2 separate regions of the Homo sapiens genome follow, and region 2 is linked to region 1. Evidence: read pairs that join two places in POLR2A ChIA-PET (ENCODE). Cell type or tissue: PC-9. All regions are shown on one strand. Links, peaks and the distances in the headings refer to the core of each region. The heading gives the core; the rest is flanking DNA.

Region 1 (5,382 bases), core at 311-5,310:
GCTGAATCACCATAGCTGAATCAGGCATGCATCACCATACTCAGCTAATTTTTGTATTTTTGGTAGAGACAGGGTTTCAGTATGTTGGCTGGGCTGGTCTCAAACTCCTGACCTCAGGTGATCTGCCTGCGTCGGCCTCCCAAAGCGCTGGGATTACAGGTGTGAGCCACCACACCCGGCTGAAAATCCCAATTTTAAATGTGTATTAAGTCTTGGTTTGGAAACGTACAGCTGCCATCCTCATTTAAAATGCTAATCACAGCCATGTGCAGTGGCTCATTCCTGTAATCCTAGCACTTTGGGAGGCCGAGGTGGGCAGACTGCCAGAGCTTAGGAATCTGAGACCAGCCTGAGCAACATGGTGAGACCCCATCTCTACTGAAAACACGATAAAAAAAAAAAAAATTAGCCAGGCATGGTGGCATGCACCTGTAGTCATAGCTACTCGGGAGGCTGAGGCACAAGAATCGCTTGAACCCAGGAGGTGGAGGCTGTAATGAGCCGACATCCCACCACTTCACTCCTGCCTGGGCAATGGAGCAAGACTCTGTCTCCAAAAATTACAGGCTCATGCCTATAATCCCAGCACTTTGGGAGGCCAAGGTGGGTGGTCAGGAGTTCAAGACCAGCCTAGCCAAGATGGTGAAACTCAGTCTCTACTAAAAACACAAAAGTTAGCTGGGCGTGGTGGCAGGTGTGTGTAATCCCAGCTACTTGGGAGGCTGAGGTAGGAAAATTGCTTGAACCCAGGCGGCAGAAGTTGTAGTGAGCTGAGATGGTGCCACTGCACTCCAGCCTGGGTGACAGAGTGAGACTCCGTCTCAAAAAATAAATAAAATAATAAAATAAAAAATAAAATGCTAATCACTAATATGCAACAAAAATAAAAGTTCCTCAGTTCTGATAAGACATCCCTAATAGCTTACACAGGGCACTGAAAGCTGAGTAGGATAAATGTAATACTAACTTTCAAAGAATAATCAAGAATCAAGAAAAAGTAACAAGTGACTGGAAGTTTCTAAATTGCTATCCAAGAAAAATATCCATCAAATAGTCTAGTTTTGGGCCACTGTTTTGAGAAATATCCCTGACAATATAGGTAACCTCATAAACAGAAGTTGCTGTAGGGTAGAATAGCTCAGAAAGCAGAACACTCATAATTACAAAAATACTTCAGAAATGGCATAGCTCTATATAGCAATTAGCAATCATGTGAAAGTGGGAAACATTGATATAAGAATTTATGAATGAGAAAACAGGAATAGAAACAGAGACGGTGTCATGAAATTCAAACAGATGCCAAAATACAGCTCTTGGCAGAAAAAGGTTTGGATTCGTGGTCCTAGTAAGAGTCCTCTTTTTTCCTGGATGAAGGCTGGAGGTATAGCATAAGGGAAGTAATGAGAATAGTTTCTTTGTCTCTATACCTAACCTTTTCATACTATCAACAAAATACTTGGGCAATGAGTGGCATGGGTTACACTAAAAAGAAAGTTCTCAGGGCTTTCTGCTTCCCTTCTACATTCAGAGATCTTAGTTGGGCTGGTAGCACATGAGTTCTGCTGAACCTCATTACTAGGTTTGTATAGTACAAGCATGGCTGACCTTCTTTATTGTTTAATTTAATTTTTAATTTTCATTTACTTATTTTTTAGAGATGAGGTGTTGTTCTGTCATCCAGGCTGGAAGTGAAGTGGTACAATCATGGCTCACTGCAGCCTCGACTTCCTGGGCTCAAGCGATCCTCCCACCTCAGCCTTCTGAGTAGCTGGGACTACAGGCATGTGCCACTATACCCAGCTAAATTTTTTTTATTTCTTATTTTTAGTAGAGACAAGGTCTCACCATGTTGCCCAGCCTGGTCTCGAATTCCTGAGCTCAAGCGATCCTCCTGCCTCAGCCTCCCAAAGTGCTGGGATTATAGGCATGAGCGACCATGCCTGGCCCTGACCCTCTTTTTAAAGTCTTCTTGATTTACTTCAAAGAAACATGTCTGCCTTCTACTTCTATAATTTCCACTTAACACACTAACTGAGATAACAAAAATAGGAAACATCCCAGTCCGTCACTCTGTAGTCAAAGAAAAACTTGTCATAGTTAAGAGACTAGGAAAAAGCTGTTGTAATAGTTAAGCCACACACCTATTCACAATGCCTATTCTCCAAATGCTAGGCAGTTAGGCAGCATGATGATATTTACTACAAACTAGGTAATGTCATTCATAGGACTTATTCTTAGATAAAATAACATGTTAAATATAAAACTAAAACTCTTTGCCCACCCATCCAATAGGAGTACTCACTGTATGAGAGCCATCAAAGACGTATCATAAACATTTACAGTGTAACACGCTAAGTGCTATAATGAAAGCAGAGAGGAAGAAGTGACTAAATCTGCTTTAAAAAAGGGAAGTCAAGGCTGGACACAGTGGCTCACACCTGTAATCTCAGTACTTTGGGAGGCCAAGGTGGGCAGATCACGAGATCAGGAGATCGAGACCAACCTGGCTAACACGGTGAAACCTCGTCTCTACTAAAAATACAAAAAAAATTAGGCGGACTTGGTGGCGGGCGCCTGTAGTCCCAGCTACTCAGGAGGCTGAGGTAGGAGAATGGCATGAACTTGGTCGGCAGAGCTTGCAGTGAGCCGAGATCGTGCCACTGCACTCCAGCCTGGGCAACACAGTGAGACTCCGTCTCAAAAAAAAAAATGGGAGGTGGGCACAGTTGCTCACGCCTGTAATCCCAGCACTTTGGGAGGCCGAGGCAGGTGGGTCATGTGGTCAAGAGATGGAGACCACTCTGGCCAACATGGTGCAACCCCGCATCTACTAAAAATACTAAAATTAGCCAGGCGAGGTGGCACCCGCCTGTAGTCCCAGCTACTCGGAAGGCTGAGGCAGGAGAATCACTTGAACCTGGTAGGCAGGGGTTGCGGTGAGCGAGATTGCGCCACTGCACTCCAGCTTGAGCAACAGAGGGAGATTCTGTCTCAAAAACAAAACAAAACAAAACACACACACACAAAAAAAAAACAGAAGTTGGGCCAGGCACGGTGGCTCATGCCTGTAATCCTAGCACTTTGGGAGGCCGAGGCAGGTGGACCACCTGAGGTCAGGAGTTCGAGACCAGCCTAGCCAACATGGTAAAGCCCTGTCTCTACTAAAAATACAAAAATTAGCTGAGCCTGGTGGTGGGCACCTGTAATCCCAGCTACTTGGAAGGCTGAGGCAGGAGAATCACTTGAACCCAAGAGGTAGAGGTTGCACTGAGGTGAGACTGTGCCATTGCACTCCAGCCTGGGCAACAAGAGTGAAACTCTGTCTCAAAAAAACAAAAAAACAAACAAACAAAAAAGAAGTCGACAGGTGCACCGAAATCTCGGAAATCACCACTAAAGAACTTATCCATGTAACCAAAAACTACCTGTTCCCCAAAAAATATTGAAATAAAATTATATATATATAATTATAATATATATGTGTATATCTACTTATTATATGTATATATATACACTTTATTTTATATATATATATATATATATATATATATATATATATATATATACACATACACACACACACTTTCTTTTTTTTGATATGGAGTCTCGCTCTGTGACCCAGGCTGGAGTGCAGTGGCATGATCTTGGCTCCCTGCAACCTCTGCCTACCAGATTCAAGCAATTCTCCCTGCCTCAGCCTCACGAGTGGCTGGGATTACAGGCACCCACCACCATGCCCAGCTAATTTTTTGTATTTTTAGTAGAGACAAGGTTTCACCATGTTGGCCAGGCTGGTCTCGAACTCCTGACCTCAGGTGATCCACCTGCCTTAGCCTCCCAAAGTGCTGGATTACAGGCGTGAGCCACCGTGCCCGGCCATATATACTATTTTTTTAAAAAAGAGAGAAGTCATTTTAGCTTACTCTAAAAGGAATGGTTTGCCTAAAACCTTTACTGAGATAAAGACATTCCAGGCAGAGGTCACAGCACATGCAAACGTCTAAAGATCATGGCATGCCCAGGTAACTACAATTCACCATTAAATTTTGAGTCGATGTAAAGGTAAACTATAAACTAAAGAATAAGTTGAGAATCTCTCTGATTCACAAAGCGAGTAAAAAAGACAAGTAAGATTCCACTTGGCCAGGTGCGGTGGCTCAAGCCTGTAATCCCAGCATTTTTGGGAGGCCGAGGCAAGCAGATCATGAGGTCAGGAATTCAAGACCAGCCTGGCCAACATGGCAAAACCCCATCTCTACTAAAAATACAAAAATTAGCCAGGTGTGGTGGCAGATGCCTGTAATCCCAGGTACTGGGGAGGCTGAGACAGGAGAATTGCTTGAACCTGGGAGGCAGAGGTTGCAGTGAGCCGAGTCCAGCCTGGGCAACAGAGCAAGACTCCATCTCAAAAAAAAAGATTACATTCATCCATCTTTTCAAAACACAACTTGAGCCCCTATTGTTTTAAATATTCCAAGGTACTGGGAAATGTAGTAAGTTACAAGAGAGCCCTATGTTCTATTGATTGAAATTTAACAGAAGATGAAAGGTCTTAATCATGGGTAATTACATTTTATAAAAAAGATCGATTTACAAAAGATCTTGCATAATTCAACAGTCACCTAATTGAGGTTAAGGCTGATAAGAGATGGCTGATATTTCTGTTACTGCCTAGGTAATACCAACATAGGATAACAGCACAACATTGGTTTACAGCTCAGTCAGGCTTTCATATAACATGATTTCTGAAGACTTTCTGAAATGAGAAGGTAACATTTCAAACTCTGAATATGAAATGAAACTTTTAAAAATCACATAGTTCAAGTCTGCATATAATGTAACCACACTGAAATTACATATGTGAACAAGAAAAAGCACAGGCCAGGCACGGTGGCTCATGCTTGTATAATCCCAGCACTTTGGGAGGCCAAGGAGGGCTCATCACTCAAGCTCAGGAGTTCGACACCAGCCTGGGCAATATGACTCTGTCTCCACGAAACCCTGTCTCCACGAAAAATATGAAAATTAGCCTGGTGTAGTGGTGTGCATCTGTAGTCCCAGCTACTCAAAGGCTGAGGTGGGAGGGGATCACCAAGCCCAGGAGGCAGAGGTTGCAGTGAGCTGAGAGTGAGCCACTGCACTCCAGCCTGAGCGACGGATCAAGACCCTGTATACAAAAAAAAAAAAAAAAAAGGAAATGAATGCTCATAAAAAGTCTAGGATAGTCATTAATGATTTAATGTGACTTAATTGCTTGCCAGTGGCATGACTTTATAAGTTGGTCACCCTCTACTACGCTTGGCAAACCTTAGAATAACCACGATAGGGTTAGGCCAACAGCAAAATCGTGGCAGGAGAAGCGCAGCAGTTTTTTTTGTTTGT
Region 2 (5,382 bases), core at 149-5,148, 440 kb before region 1:
ACCTAAAGAGAAAGAAAAACATTTTACAATTTCCTATTATGATCAGACCAATAATCTAAGAACACCATGTTGTTTTAATGGAGAGAACCAAATTCTAGTTTTGCATCAGTGTAATTTTGATATTAATGCTAGCTCTTATCGCCCAGGCTGGAGTGCAATGGTGCAATCTCTGCTTACTGCAACCTCCGCCTCCCGGGTTCAAGTGATTCTCCTGCCTCAGCCTCTCAAGTAGCTGGGATTACAGGCGCCTGCCACCACACCCGGCTTATTTTTTGTATTTTTAGTAGAGATGGGGTTTCACCATGTTGGCCAGGCTGGGCTCGAACTCCTGACCTCAAGTGATCCACCCGCCTCTGCCTCCCAAAGTCCTGGGATTACAGGCGTGAGCCACTGCACCCGGTCGCTAACTTTTATTCTTAAAAAACTTGTAAATAATTACCTCCTAATCTTAACCAGCTTGATCACCCATAAAATTTCTTTCACAAGATTCATCTTCCACAAACCTCCTACAACTCTTATATCCATTCACTTTTTGTCCTATACTTTCCTCTTCTCATTTTCGAAAAATCAGTCATTTCACTTTAGGACAAAATTTATTCTCTTTTTCCGTTATCAAAACAAAACATCCTCACGTCTTATAGCTTTTCCTTAGCTTCCTTTGTATATTTCTTTTTCATATATTCCTTTTTCTTACCTTCCTTGTATATTTTCATATAGATTTTCCCCCTTATTGTTTCTAGTAATTGTAGCTACATATATTAATTAGAATTCTTAACCCCGGCCAGGTACAGTGGCTCATGCCTGTAATCCCAGCACTTTGGAGTCCGAGGTAGGCAGATCACTTGAGGGCAGAAGTTCAAGACCGGCCTGGCTGACATGCTGAAACCCTGTCTCTATTAAAAATACAAAAATTGGCTGGGCGTGGTGGCGGGCACCTGTAATCCCAGCTACTGGGGAGGCTCAGGCAGGAGAATTACCTGAACCCAGGAGGTGGAGGTTGCAGTGAGTCAAGATTGAGCCACTGCACTCCAGCCTGGGTGACAGCGCGAGACTCCATCTCAGAAAAAAAAAAAAAAAAAAAGAATTCTTAACCCTTAGTGACCTTAATTTCCATGGACATTAGAAAGTAAGCATTTGTGAATTGTGTGTCACACCAGCTGTAGATTGGTAAATCTATGAACCATAATGTCTAGAAGCATGAGCTTTCTCATAGTACAATTTGTCAGTGTGGCACAGAACATGTTTCTCAATGGTCCAAAATGTCTTTAAGTCTCTCTGTAAAAATAAACTGTAAAGGAGGCAAAATTTCATTTGTATCCCTTTAGGTTTTTTGTTTGTTTGTTTTGTGAGGCCTGAAAACTAAATTGTTGTTTGTACAGATTTCCCTCCTCCTCAACTTTCTATTCTTGATGCTAAGAGTGTTAAAACCTTCTGGTGGCTGAGCGTGGTGGCTCACGCCTGTAATCCTAGCACTTTGGGAGGCTGAGGCAGGTGGAACACTTGACCTCAGGATTTCGAGACCAGCCTGGGCAACATGGTGAAACCCCATCTCTACAAAAAATACAAAAATTAGCTGGATGTGGTAGCTTGTGTCTGTAGTCCCAGATACTTTGGCGGGGCTGAGGCGGGAGGATTGCTTGAGCCCAGGAGGCAGAGGTTGCAGTGAGCCGAGATCTTGCCACTTGCACTCCAGAGTAGGCGATAGAGACCCTATTTCAAAAAAGTAATAATAAAACCTTCTGGTATAGGAAGGACATCTTTTACATGGGAATTTTATCTTACATTCATTTAACTCACTTATTTTCAACACTTATGCTTGGATTGCCTATAAAGATGAGATAATAAACAACTAGTCATCATTTTGTTTTTCTTGCTGACAAATTTTATAATATAAAGACAACATAAGCTTGTTTTACCAGTAAACCTAGATAGGAAATCATGCATCTTTATGATATTTAATCCCCAAAACTATGAAAACATGTCTGTTTCAGTCAAACCAACAATATTCTTATTTGCCAAAGATTACCCAAGTCAGATGAGCTGCAAAAGTATTTGAGGTAGTTCTTAATTTTCTGAGAGAATACTTCATTTATACAAGCACTTATTTTTCTTAAAGCCAACAAAATAGAGCTCTTTCATAATTTAATTTTGGAGCATTAAAAGGAGATAAGAAACTATGATACCTGTATCATACATACAGACTTATATAAACATAAACAGCAACAGATCTTACAGCTTTCATTTAAATATCTTAGCCATGTTCCAGGTACAGTAATATAAAACTCCTGAATTTATTAAAGACTATCTGGATCCAAATTGTTCTTCTGGCCAATGGAACAAGATTTCTTGCCCAGATGACTAAAGCTTTTGAATAAGATTCGTGAAGGAGCTTTTAAGATTTTTTTGTTTGATTTCTGTAAGGAACCTATTATAAAGAGGCAATTTTTTATTCATTTAATCTTTTAGATGCCTCTGTGTATCAATTAAAGAATGCATCCCATTGCTTTTGTGGCATTTTTGAACCTTTCTTTTCTAATGCACCTTGCAAGTGAACAGTTTTATCTAGGTCAAAACTTTCCCACTGTGGCCACTGTAACTCTTAAGTTGTCCTCAGCAAAGTTAACCCATTTTTCCAAAAATACACATGTTCCTCATAATTGTTGTTCATGAAGTTAGCCACCGTCCCAGAAAGTGGCGTCTCAGACTCTGGAGTCCCAGACTCCTTAGATTTGGAGGAACTCACTTTCAAAAGGCACCTGCCTGAGGCTTTTAACTGGATCCATTTCAGTTAATTATCAGATCTGATTTGCTCCTGGACCCAGTCCTACTTGACCCAGTCTAAGAATTGTTCAAATAAACTTGGAGAACACAAAACACAAATTCCTGAAGCTTGGAATCTGAGATAGAACTCACCCATGACCTCCAGTTGCTACAAGAGAACAATTGGCACAGTGTGCCCTGTCAGGTACCCTTACTTGGTCACTAAATGCTCCTGAGGGTCACTGGAGTTCTACTTCCGATCCCACTTCTGACACCAATCTGTTAAAAGAAAAGCTTTAGGCCGGGCACGGTGGCTCACGCCTGTTATCCCAGCACTTTGGGAGGCCGAGGTGGGTGGATCACCTGAGGTCAGGAGTTCAAGACCAGCCTGGCCTACATGGTGAAACCCCATCTCTACTAAAAATACAAAAATTAGTCAGGCATGGTGGTGGGCGCCTGTAGTCCAAGCTACTCAGGAGGCTAAGGCAGGAGAATTGCTTGAAGCTGGGAGGTGGTGGTTGCAGTGAACCGAGATCACGCCATTACACTCCAGCGTGGGGGCCAAGAGCGAGACTGTCTCAAAAAAAAAAAAAAAAAAAGAAAAAGAAAAAGAAAAAGGAAAAGCTTTAGACAAATTTAGCAGAGCTTATTTGAAAAAATAAGCAATTCATGAATTCAGCAGCATGCTAAACTAGTAAAGACTCGGCTGGGCGTGGTGGCTCACACCTGTAATCCCAGCACTTTGGGAGGCTGAGGCAGGCAGATCACCTGAGGTCAGGAGTTCAAGACCACCCTGGCTAATATGATGAAACCCCATTTCTACTAAAAATACAAAAAAATTAGCTGGGCGTGGAGGCACACACCTGTAATCCCAGCTACTCAGGAGGCTGAGGCAGGAGAATGGCTTGAACCTGGGAGGCAGAGGTTGCAGTGAGCCAAGATCACACCATTGCACTCCAGCCTGGGCAACAAGAGTGAAACGCCATCTCAAAAGAAAAAAAAAAAAAACCTAAACCAGTAAAGGCTCAAAGAACTCCACCTAACCATGTGGTCAAGTAGTACTTACAGAGAGAAAAAAAGTGACACATAGAAATAGCCTATTTAGAACTCGGCATTTGCTTTATCTGGACAGGTCTAAGCACTTTGCAGTCTGCGATTGGCTGAAAGCTCAGTTGCAATGATTGGCTGAGACTCAGCTACTTGTTACAAGAAACTCTCATGTTAGGTTTGTTTACATATTAAGTTGGGTTTCAGTTCACTATGTAAGGAGGCAGCTTAAGGCCAAATTTAATCTAATTTAACACCTCCAGCTTGAAAGACAAAACCAAACCAAATCAACCAAGAAACAGAAAAAAGAAAATTCAAAGATGTATGAGCATGCATAACTTTGATAAAAATAAAAATAATAATTATTTGAATTGGCAATTAGAAAATAGTTATATCCTCAGGTAACAGATGTCTCTAGGTGGATGAGATTGTGGGTGGTTTTTCTTGTTGTTGATATTTTCTGTGCATCTCTAAAAAACATCTAATGCTTTGCAAAGAACATAAGAAACAGATTAGTACATTAGTGGCCTTGGAGGAAACAATCTCAGTAAAACATGTGTTTATTAATGAATGTATTCCCCCATCCCTTTCCAAAAAAGTTCATAGGTGTAGTTATAGTCAAAGGTAAGAGGCAGTCTTGTCAGAGCCAGTAAAGTAACCAACCATCCTGGTTTGCCCAAGACCAAGCAGCTTCCCAAGACACTAGACTTTCAGTGCTAAAACCAGAGAAGTCCCATCCATACTAGGAGAGTTGATCACTCTAGTCTGTGTAATTTGCAAAGACTCTCCATATCCTTTGGTTCCTGTGAGTCTCAAATCCACCCAGTGAGGTACAGGTGGGCCGGTGGATGGTCACCTCCATTTCAGAAGAGAGGCAGCTAAGGCTCAGGGAATCTCCCTATCCCTGACCCGGGAAAGGCCTTAAGAGAAAGTGGTCTTTTAAACTGTGTGTATATATCACTTTGATAAAATTAAAAATTAGTTTTAAAGAAGAGAGAGGGCCAGGCGCAGTGGCTCACGCCTGTAATCCCAGCACTTTCGGAGGCCGAGGCGGGCAGGTCGTAAGGTCAAGAGATCGAGACCATCCTGGCTAACACAGGTGAAACTCCATCTCTATTAAAAATACAAAAAAAAAAAAATTAGCCGGGCGTAGTGGTGGGCACCTGTAGTCCCAGCTACTCCAGAGGCTGAGGCAGGAGAATGGCGTGAACCTGGGAGGCGGAGTTTTCAGTGAGCCGAGATTGCGCCACTGCACTCCAGCCTGGGCGACAGAGTGAGACTCCATCTCAAAAAAAAAAAAAAAAAAAAGAGTGAGGGCCAGGCGCAGCCGTCACGCCTGTAATCCCAGCACTTTCGGAGGCCGATGCGGGCAGATCACGAGGTCAAGAGATCGAGACCATCCTGGCCAACATGGTGAAACCCCGTCTCTACTAAAAATACAAAAATTAGCCAGGCGTGGTGGTGGGCGCCTGTAGTCCCAGCTACTCAGGAGGCTGAGGCAGGAGAATCGCTTGAACCCGGGAGGCAGAGGTTGCAGTGAGCCAAGATGGCAACACTGCACTCCAGCCTGGCAAC

The links. ChIA-PET counts read pairs that join two places held together with the same protein. Peaks named below come from ENCODE experiments on the same cell type or tissue, not always from the same donor. Only the 100,000 strongest peaks of a DNase experiment are listed, where the experiment ranks them.
Region 2: POLR2A ChIA-PET joins it to region 1 with 17 read pairs; 1 of 35 experiments calls an interaction of 5 or more read pairs at or near these places.

What each region holds. Positions count from the first base shown.
Region 1 is chr17:51,086,099-51,091,480 of GRCh38, forward strand. The region is part of intron 1 of SPAG9 (sperm associated antigen 9); the gene reads right to left. Among named protein-coding and RNA genes, the nearest start is that of SPAG9, 32 kb to the right of the region's middle. In PC-9, for the core only: no CTCF peak of the experiment used is centred there; no DNase peak of the experiment used is centred there; H3K27ac peaks cover 1,723 bases.
Region 2 is chr17:50,650,005-50,655,386 of GRCh38, forward strand. The region is part of intron 1 of ABCC3 (ATP binding cassette subfamily C member 3); the gene reads left to right. Among named protein-coding and RNA genes, the nearest start is that of ABCC3, 18 kb to the left of the region's middle. In PC-9, for the core only: no CTCF peak of the experiment used is centred there; no DNase peak of the experiment used is centred there; H3K27ac peaks cover 2,499 bases.